Regions from separate parts of the Homo sapiens genome. Here regions 1 and 3 are each linked to region 2. Evidence: chromatin contacts called from ENCODE Hi-C or POLR2A ChIA-PET data. All regions are on one chromosome and are shown on one strand. The core of a region is the stretch at or near the end of the contact, and the rest is flanking DNA. Distances in the headings are between cores, read along the strand shown.

The links. Hi-C counts contacts between places; a loop is a spot of excess contacts on that map. ChIA-PET counts read pairs that join two places held with the same protein, here RNA polymerase II (POLR2A). Pooled maps may share reads with other maps.
Region 1: a map of OCI-LY7 shows a loop between it and region 2 (3-fold over the local background). The contact joins the promoter of GRAMD1C here to the promoter of ZBTB20-AS5 in region 2. A Hi-C loop is called at or near these places in 1 of 168 maps with a recorded cell type or tissue (OCI-LY7), 11 of 37 single-sample maps with no recorded cell type and 5 of 50 pooled maps. POLR2A ChIA-PET finds 5 or more read pairs at or near these places in 2 of 52 experiments (B cell and activated T-cell).
Region 3: a loop to region 2 is called in a pooled map, with 5 times the contacts of the local background. The contact joins the promoter of USF3 here to the promoter of ZBTB20-AS5 in region 2. A Hi-C loop is called at or near these places in 3 of 37 single-sample maps with no recorded cell type and 4 of 50 pooled maps. POLR2A ChIA-PET finds 5 or more read pairs at or near these places in 2 of 52 experiments (activated B cell and endothelial cell of umbilical vein).

Annotation. Positions count from the first base shown.
Region 1 is chr3:113,837,510-113,840,209 of GRCh38, forward strand. It overlaps GRAMD1C (GRAM domain containing 1C), which reads left to right and starts at 1,279. Exons shown (of 18, transcript NM_017577.5): 1 at 1,279-1,427. The coding sequence starts at 1,401. RefSeq lists a silencer at 1,292-1,491.
Region 2 is chr3:114,452,330-114,455,029 of GRCh38, forward strand. ZBTB20-AS5 (ZBTB20 antisense RNA 5) reads left to right here and starts at 1,264. Exons shown (of 3, transcript NR_121661.1): 1 at 1,264-1,311. The region is part of intron 7 of ZBTB20 (zinc finger and BTB domain containing 20); the gene reads right to left.
Region 3 is chr3:113,695,101-113,698,053 of GRCh38, forward strand. USF3 (upstream transcription factor family member 3) reads right to left here and starts at 1,542. Exons shown (of 7, transcript NM_001009899.4): 1 at 1,270-1,542. RefSeq lists silencers at 873-1,262, 1,283-1,752.

The DNA.
Region 1 (2,700 bases), core at 29-2,528, 610 kb before region 2:
AGGGGAGACAGCTCCAAGGCGAGAAGGAGGAACTTTCAGGTCATTGGTACATAAAAAAATTTTCTGATTTGCAATTGGTTGAAAGCGTTATTATTGACTGGGAGCTGTGGCTTGCACGTGTAATCCCAGCACTTTGGGAGGCCGAAGGGGGCAGACTGCTTGAGTCCAGGAGTTCGAGACCAGTCTGGGCAACATGGCGAAACCCTGTCTCAAAAAACAAACAAACAAACAAACAAACAAACAAACAAAGTAGTTAAGCATGGTGGCACACGCCAGTAGTCCCAGCTACTCGAGAGGCTGAGGTGGGAGGATTGGTTGAGTCCGGGAGGTGGAGGTTGCAGTGAGCAGAGATTGCGCCACCGCACTCCAGCTGGTCTAATAGAGCCAGAACCTGTCTCAAAAGAAAAAGAGAAAAAAGAGTTATTATCAGTAGAAAGGAATGTCTGGGTTAGGATAAGGGGTTGTGGATACCAAGGTTTTATCATGCAGATGCAGCCTCCAAGTAGCAGGTGTCCGAGGCAATAGATGATAAATATTTCTTCTCAGACTTAAGGTCTGTGTTGATGTTAATGAGGCATGTCCAATCCCCTCTTTCATCATGGCCTGAACTAGATTTTCAGGTTAAATTTGGAACGCTCTTGGCCAAGAGGAGGGGTCCATTTAGATGGCTGGGGGTGGGCCTCGGCATTTTATTTTTGGTTTACAGAACCAAGAATCTGCAATACGTACAGCAGTTAATCAGTAACTTCAATCCTTTATTGGAAGGAACAAGAGTTTCCTGGCCGGGGGCGGTGGCTGACGCCTGTAATCCCAGCACTTTGGGAGGCCAAGGCCAGCGGATTGCCTGAGGTGGGGAGTTCGAGACCAGCCTGACCCACATGGTGAAACCTTGTCTCTACTAAAAATACAAAAATTATCCGGGCGTGGTGGCAGGCGCCTGTAACCACAGCTACTCGGGAGGCTGAGGCAGGAGAATCGCTTGAACTGGGAGGCGGAGGTTGCAGTTAGCCGAGACGGGGCCTTGGCACTCCATCCAGCCTGAGGAATGAGAGCGAAACTCCGTCTCAAAAAAAAAAAAAAAAAGTTTCCGAGCAATTCACCTTTTCGCACATTGGGGCAGGGTATGCCATTTCCTGGGAGGCACAGTAGTTTGAGGTTGGGAATAGGGAAGTCTCATTGTGACCCCTAGAAAGACAAGCCTTCAGGCTAACCCGGTAACACCCATCGTCAGGAATCCTTCACGGCCGCCAGAGGGCGCAAGGAGCTGCGGCTGGAAGTACTCGGAGGGCCGGCGGAGGAGGCGCGCGGAGCCTGTAACTCGCAGCGCGCGCTGGAGGTGGGCGCGGGGCGGTGCGGTGCGGTGCGCGCGGGGCGGTGCCGCGGCGGCGGAGGGAGCCGCGATGGAGGGCGCTCCGACTGTCCGTCAGGTAAGCCGCGGGCCTCGCTGGGGCAGGTTCCCATCTGTGGCTTTAGCCTACTTTTTCTCACGGTGATTGCTTGAACCTTCTCAGATTACAGTTAATCCCTCCCTTCCCTTTTCTTCGTGCTCTTTGGAGTAATACGGAAAGTTGTTACCGAGGAAACGGTTTCCTGTGCCTCTGCGAGCCCTTTCCCTACGGGCGGTGGTGGGGACATTTGCTTCCCTGTGGGCGTTGAGGGCTTGAATTTGGTCCCGAAATGTCCTGGTGCGGATGTCTCAGCCCCAGGCCCCCTTGGGTCAGGCCCCATGGTCGTGATTCTGACCCACTGTCAACGTTTTTTCCAGCCTTGCCCCCTTCCTTTCATTCTCAGCCCTGTTGTAAAGGTCCGGATAGTTTAAATCACTGTGCTGTCAGCCAAGTTTTTGATTTCAACTAGTCTAGTTTTATTTGTTTACTACCTTATTTGACAAAACGGAAAGCGTGCTTATTAATATTCAGGATGAAACCCCGCTTTTGTTGGACGGGCGCCTGCGTTTCTGAACACCATCCTCCTTCTACATTGGTTTGTGTGTATGTATTTTACTTTTAGAGAACTGCGGTCAGTGCTATATCTTCTGAAGAGCGTTATAGTTTACAGATTAGTGGAGGTACACAAATAATTGTTGAATGAACAGATGAATGAGTGTTATTTCACTTGATTTGAAAAACATTACTATGAAATAGTCAAGCTGGATATTCATGAACCCAATCAGTCACTGATTCAGTTATGTCCCTGGCACTGGGTGTTCGGGATTAGATGGTGATTAACACAGACATGATCCCTGCTCTCAATAAGCTTATTGTCTAGACTAGAGATAAAATTATTTCCTCTATTGTAGAGTTAAGGAACAGATGTACAGAGATTGACTTTGCTAAGGACCACACAGCTAATAAGTCAGAGAGACAGGAATCTACTGTAGCCACCCCAGAAAGCCAGAATGGACCCCCATCCCAAATTTGATTCAGGTGTAGAAACTGATGATGCCACACACACACCATGAGGTTGGAGTAGAAACTGATGATGCCACACACACACCCTGAGGTTGGAGTGCAGTGGCGCAATCTCGGCTCACTGCAAGCTCTGCCTCCCGGGTTCACGCCATTCTTCTGCCTCAGACTCCCCAGTAGCTGGAACTACAGGCGCCCGCCACCACGCCCGGCTAATTTTTTGTGTTTTTAGTAGAGACGGGGTTTCACCGTGTTAGCCAGGATGGTCTTGAACTCCTGACCTCATGATCCG
Region 2 (2,700 bases), core at 14-2,513:
TCTGAAAGCAATTCAAGAATATTCCTAAAGAAAACATGTAAGTGTAAGAAGTGAGTTACCCTGGAAAATTCTGGATTTGCCAAAAGTTCCCCTACTTCTAATATCTTTCAGTGAGTTCAAGTGCTAACACTGGCCACCTAGTACTTGTTTTTTATCTGAGGATCATTACTGAGGCAACACATACATAGTAAGGTTTCCCGAAAAGACTCCTTGTTATCAAGTTACTTCAAACATAAGGCACTCACACCTCCCAGCCAGGAGGGTTTTTTGATGAGCATCACACTCTGCCCTGATATGTATTACACCCTTAAGAAGCAGTTACATAAATGCATTCTATAATTATGGAAAATGTATATATCTATATTTTCCCCTACATTTTCCCTCCCCAGGGATATGAATAGATTTTATTTTCAGTTAATAGAAAAAAAAAGAAAAGAGTTTCTGATTCTTGAAACAACTGTTGTAGCTGTTTTCTACTTAGCAAAACAGTTATCTGTAGTTAGGAATGGTACATAATATATATTTAAGGATTTTTGTAGAGCTTGAGAATTGTTCCCCTTGTTTAGTTTCGTGTCTATAATGTACCTTAAAAAGATTTCTAAGTGACAATCAACATATAAATGCATTAAGAGGAGAACTTTAAGAAAGAAAACATTATCTTGGGTTTACAAATCCAGGATATTAGCATAAAGATATAAATGTACAGCATATATAAAAGATAAAATTGTTTACTACATTTTACACATACAGCTCACATCTGATTTCTTTTTGCTTTTGTTGGAGCATTAATTTGAAAATGATAAGCATTCTGAAATGTTTGCTACAACACAAATTCATGGTAAAAATATACATGCATAGGCAAAAATTGAAATGGAGAACACAAAGCTACGTGGCAATCAGAATCGTTGACAAAATCTCCATCTAGACTATATTTTGCATGAACTAGTGTATCATAGAAGGGGCAAGAAATCTCTCTGGGGGTTTTGTCATTTACATAATTAGAAACAAAAATAAAATACAAATATCTGCTCCCTTACTACCTTTTCTTAATAACTGACAAGTGACACAAGTGGTACCTTTTAAACAGATGGATGCAAAAACTTGTGAGATCGAATGAACTGATGTACCCCATTGGTATTTTGGGAACCCAAATTCCATAATTAACTTTTTACCCAAGTGGCAAAAGTAGAAGATGTTCTAGTCACCAAATTGATTATTTGATGGACTTTTGTTCTTTCTTCCACAAGATTTTGGCGACCCAGAAAGGGTAAAGACATGATAAGAGAAGATGCATCCTGAACAACTTTTATTGTGAGTAGAAAAAAAATAGCATAAAGTGAGCATAAGAACAGTTGGATTTGGAAAGATTAAAAGAGGAGAAAAGAGCAACATATGCAACTTAACTAGTCTTTTTCTTTTTAATTTTTTCATGTACATATATGTATATATTGGGATGATGGGGAGAAAAGATAACTGGATTTCTTTTGAATGTCTTTGTGTCTTTATAGAGTGAATGTTCTGTTCCTGTCTCTTTCTTTTTAGGCGAAAAACTAATAAAAATAGAAAAACATATATCAGACATTAAGCTCACTCCCCCCCCCCCCACCCTTCCCTTTGTAAAGAACTCTTTGTTCTCTAGTGAAAATGCTGAAAAATCCCCGGGCAGCTACTCCCTGAAACAAGTGCAAAACACTTAGAGGCTTTTGGGCTGGCTGGGAGCCAGAAACCCTCCCGCTGTCTGGTTAGAAGAGGAAAAAAAGAAGAGAGAGGGAGAGGGAGAGAGGGGAAGAGGGATGGGGGGCAGAGAGAGAGGAAGAGAGAGAGGAAGAGAGAGGAAAAGAGAAGGGAGAGAGAGAGAGAGAGAGAGAGAGAGAGAGAGAGAAATTGGAGCTTCCTTTAATAGACATAGGAAGCAGCGTTTTTTTCTTTCTTTTTTTTCAAAACTGGCGGTCAAGCGTTAAGTAACTCCCGTCTAAATCCACCTGCTAGAAATGAACTTGGGTAACCCCCCAGGGGTGCACAAAGACAGGGAAGACAGTAACATACTCCATACTCTTTCCCACCCCCCGTTGTACTGCTTCCATTCTTTCTGCTCTCATACACAAATGCCCACAGCTTCTCACGCCGCCCCTCTTACCCCCCAACAACAAACACAGCAAAATACATGCTCCCTCGGTCTCCTAAAAAAAAAAAAAGGCTTTTCCATCTCGGTTGCGACACAGTGATAAGGGGTAGCGAACATCTCATACCTGGTGTGAATGCTAATCAGTCAGGAGTTCTCCTTTTCCCAAGACAGGGAACTGTTTCCTTCCAAATTTATTAGAACCTCCTCCACTGCCTCTTTGAAAAACCTTCTTTGTCACCCTCTCCCAAGTCCCGATACTTCTTTAAAAAAAAAATGGCTTCGGAGCTCCTTCTATTCTTGATATTGATTCTCTCTCTCTCCCCCCACCCCTCCTCCTCTCTCCTGTCTGTGTCTCTTCTGAGTGGTCTATTGATAAGTCCCTGGAGGCACTGGGTCAGCCTGCCCGTAGGAAACCAGACACAATGCACAAATCTCCGAGTGCCATTCTGCCATCAGCAAGCAGACCACGTTTAGGAGAGAGAGAGAGGAAAAAAAAACAGTAGAGCAAGAGACAGAGAGAGAGAGAGAGAGAGAGAGACACCAACCGAGGGAGGGAGAGAGAGACTGAGAGAGAG
Region 3 (2,953 bases), core at 292-2,791, 760 kb before region 2:
GCCGTCCTTGGACGGGGGTTGGAAAAGCTTGGCTTAGGCTAAAGCAAAACTGCTTTAGGATTAAGCATTCATTCTTGCATGGATACATTACACTACTTCTGCTTTCAGAAGTGCAATTACAATGTATTTTACTTCTTTTGTAACAAATACTTTGAGTACTTAAAGAGAAACAACACATGTATCCCAAACAGCAACTCTGTACTATGTTAAACAAGAGTTCTATGGGAGAGAAAAAAGTCATCAAGGTGAATGGAGAGTAGGACAGCCTGTTGATCCTTCAAAAGGCAGGTTTGTCTGTTTGGTTTTCTTTACAAAAGAGCAAACCTGGGAATATGTTTCAGGATCCATGTAACTCACCGTAAGATTTATTCAAGAAATCTGTACGTTGTTTATAGGTAAGGAAATGTCTTCTTTGCCTACACAGTTGGCCACGACTGTCTTGATCTGTGTGGTGTTAGGTTACTGTATCTACTTGATGGTAAAAATGTTACAAGAACGGAAGTTGAAATTCTGCACTTTGGTTTATGCAGTCTCATATTTCCAGATAAAGTTAATAAACGCAAAGGACCATATCCCAATGTAACGAGGAGGGTTGGGAGGACAAGCTTCAAGAACGAGTGGGGTGAATTCAACTATCAAAATTGTAAACATGAACAAGAGTCCAGGAATCTTATATTTCATCCGGATACATGAAAGTAGATTTCAAGAGTTGGTCATTCACTTGCACTGCTTCTACTCAGAAAGCAAAAGAACGGCTTCTAAAAAGAAAACACAAGCCTAACACTTCGACAGAGGGGTGAGAGGGAAAAAGCAAGCCACATGAGTCTGACGAACGGGTACGAAAGAAATTCAGAGGGCAAGGAAAGAAGGGGAATGAAGAAGACAGGAAAAGGTGAAGGAGGCGGGCAAAGGCCATCTGGTGTGAACCTGGCTGCCCAGCTCTTTATGCACCCAGGGCAGCGTGGGGCCCCTCTCGCCCCGCGCGCATCTAGGAGCTGGGGCGCAGTGCGAGCCCCCCACGGGCCTGGCAGCCGGGGACGCAGGGCGGGCGGGAGATGAGGGGTGCGCTCGCCGCGGGCGCTGACGCCCCACCAGGTGCCGCACGCAAGGGTCCCCAGGAAGGAGGCGCACTTAGCGCAGCCCTGGCCTCCCGGAGCAGGAAGGGGGTGGGTGGAGCTGAGCCCGGGGCCGCCCTCCGGAGCCGCCCCCGCAGCCCTGGCCCCCGCCCCCCGCCCCGGCTGTCAGCGGCCCCCTCCCGCAGTCACTTACCCGCCGGCTGCGCGGTCTCGGCCGCGGTGGCGGCGGCGACGGCGGCGACCCCCGCCTGGGTCATGATCCCAGGAGGGGAAGGCAGGAGTGTCTGACCGTCTGGGCGAATCTCTCCGTCCGCGGCCACCGCCTGCTCCTCCGGGGCTGGGGGAGCGCGGGCCCAGGCCCTCCTCTCCCCCCGCCCCCGCCGCCTCTTTTTGCGGCCACCGCAGCCGCTGCGAGCCCGAGCCCTCAAGGCCGGAGACCCGGCGGCAGCGCGGCCTCAACTTTCCCAGCCCCCCTCCCCCCGCCCCTCCCCGCCCCTCCCGCGGCCGCAGCTCAGCAAGCGAACAGCCTACCCTGGGCGCGCCGCGTTCCCGCCTCTTTCACTCAACCCGCCAATCAGGCTGCGGGAACGCTGCCGTGGTAGCCAATAAGAAGACAGAATGCCGTTGCACTACGCTAGAGGGCGGGAGGAGGCGGAGAGGAAACCAAGGAGTGAACGGGGATCGGGCGGCCCAATGAGGAGGGCCGGGGGGCGGAGGTGTGCAAGTTGGGTTGAAGAAACAGGAAATATTCTTAAAGGTAGAGTGACGGACAGGAAGGAAAGCCAGTAGGTGAATGGGAAAGAGGTGGGCCTGGTTCCTTAAAGGGGACGCCTTGAGAACCTAGAAAAGAAGGTGTTTTAAGAAACTTCTTTGTATCTTCTTCTGTGGTCTCTTTTCTTCGTCTTTCGGTAGGAGTTTGGAAGTGGAAAAATTGAAAAGGAAGAGGGCACGGAAGTCTTTCGGAATAGTTAGCCCCTCTTAACGTGGAGGGCAGGAAGGTGAGAAGATACGTCTTAGTAAATGTGGAGAAGAAAGAATCAGACGTTTCCGACTTCTCGATAACTGGAAGATTGTTGCTGACTTGACGCTGCTCGCATTCGTAGGCTGTGGTCTCTTGTCATCCTTTATTTGCAACAACACACAGATTTCTGTGAATTGGAGATGGCCATGTTCAGAAATGCCCTGGGGGCCTCCCAGCTGGGACAAGGGAGTTTGGCATTGGGGGATGGGGTTTGAGATCTCAAGCCTGGGTTACTAAATACCTGGATCTAGGAGAGGTAGGGCCAGGGGTCACGAAATGGAGACCTGAGTGCCCCTTAACTCCAGGATCTGTGTGGAGCCCTTGGAACCGTGATCACAACTCCCTCTTCCTAGTTTCGCTTCATATTTTATAACCTCCTGCTGAAACAGGTGTCCTCCACCTAGTTGCGGTTATAGATTTCCAAGCCCTTCCACAACCAGATTTGGAAATATCCCAGATCTTAGATGTCCGTGGGCTAACTTCCAGAAGGTGCACACAGGGCATGGCATAATGGGAATTACTTGAGCCTGTATACAGAAGCAGCAGACATCGCATTGAGCAAAAGGGTAAAGGCTAACAGTAACGGAGTCTTATGTTTGTACAGCAGATTGAAAAGCTATGATGAAACGGAAGGCCTGTAATGTTGCTTATAAACTGTGGTACTAATAAACAGGCTAGAAATTTTCTTTAACTCATCCATCTAGGCACACGAAGTTCTAATTAGCCTTTGAACAGACTTGGCACATCCAAATCAAAACTGCAGATAAGAAAGATTCTACGAGTCAGAGCCATAATAGCAATGCTAATAACATCACCATAAAATTGTATAGTATTGGTATGCTCAGCCATAGGAAAC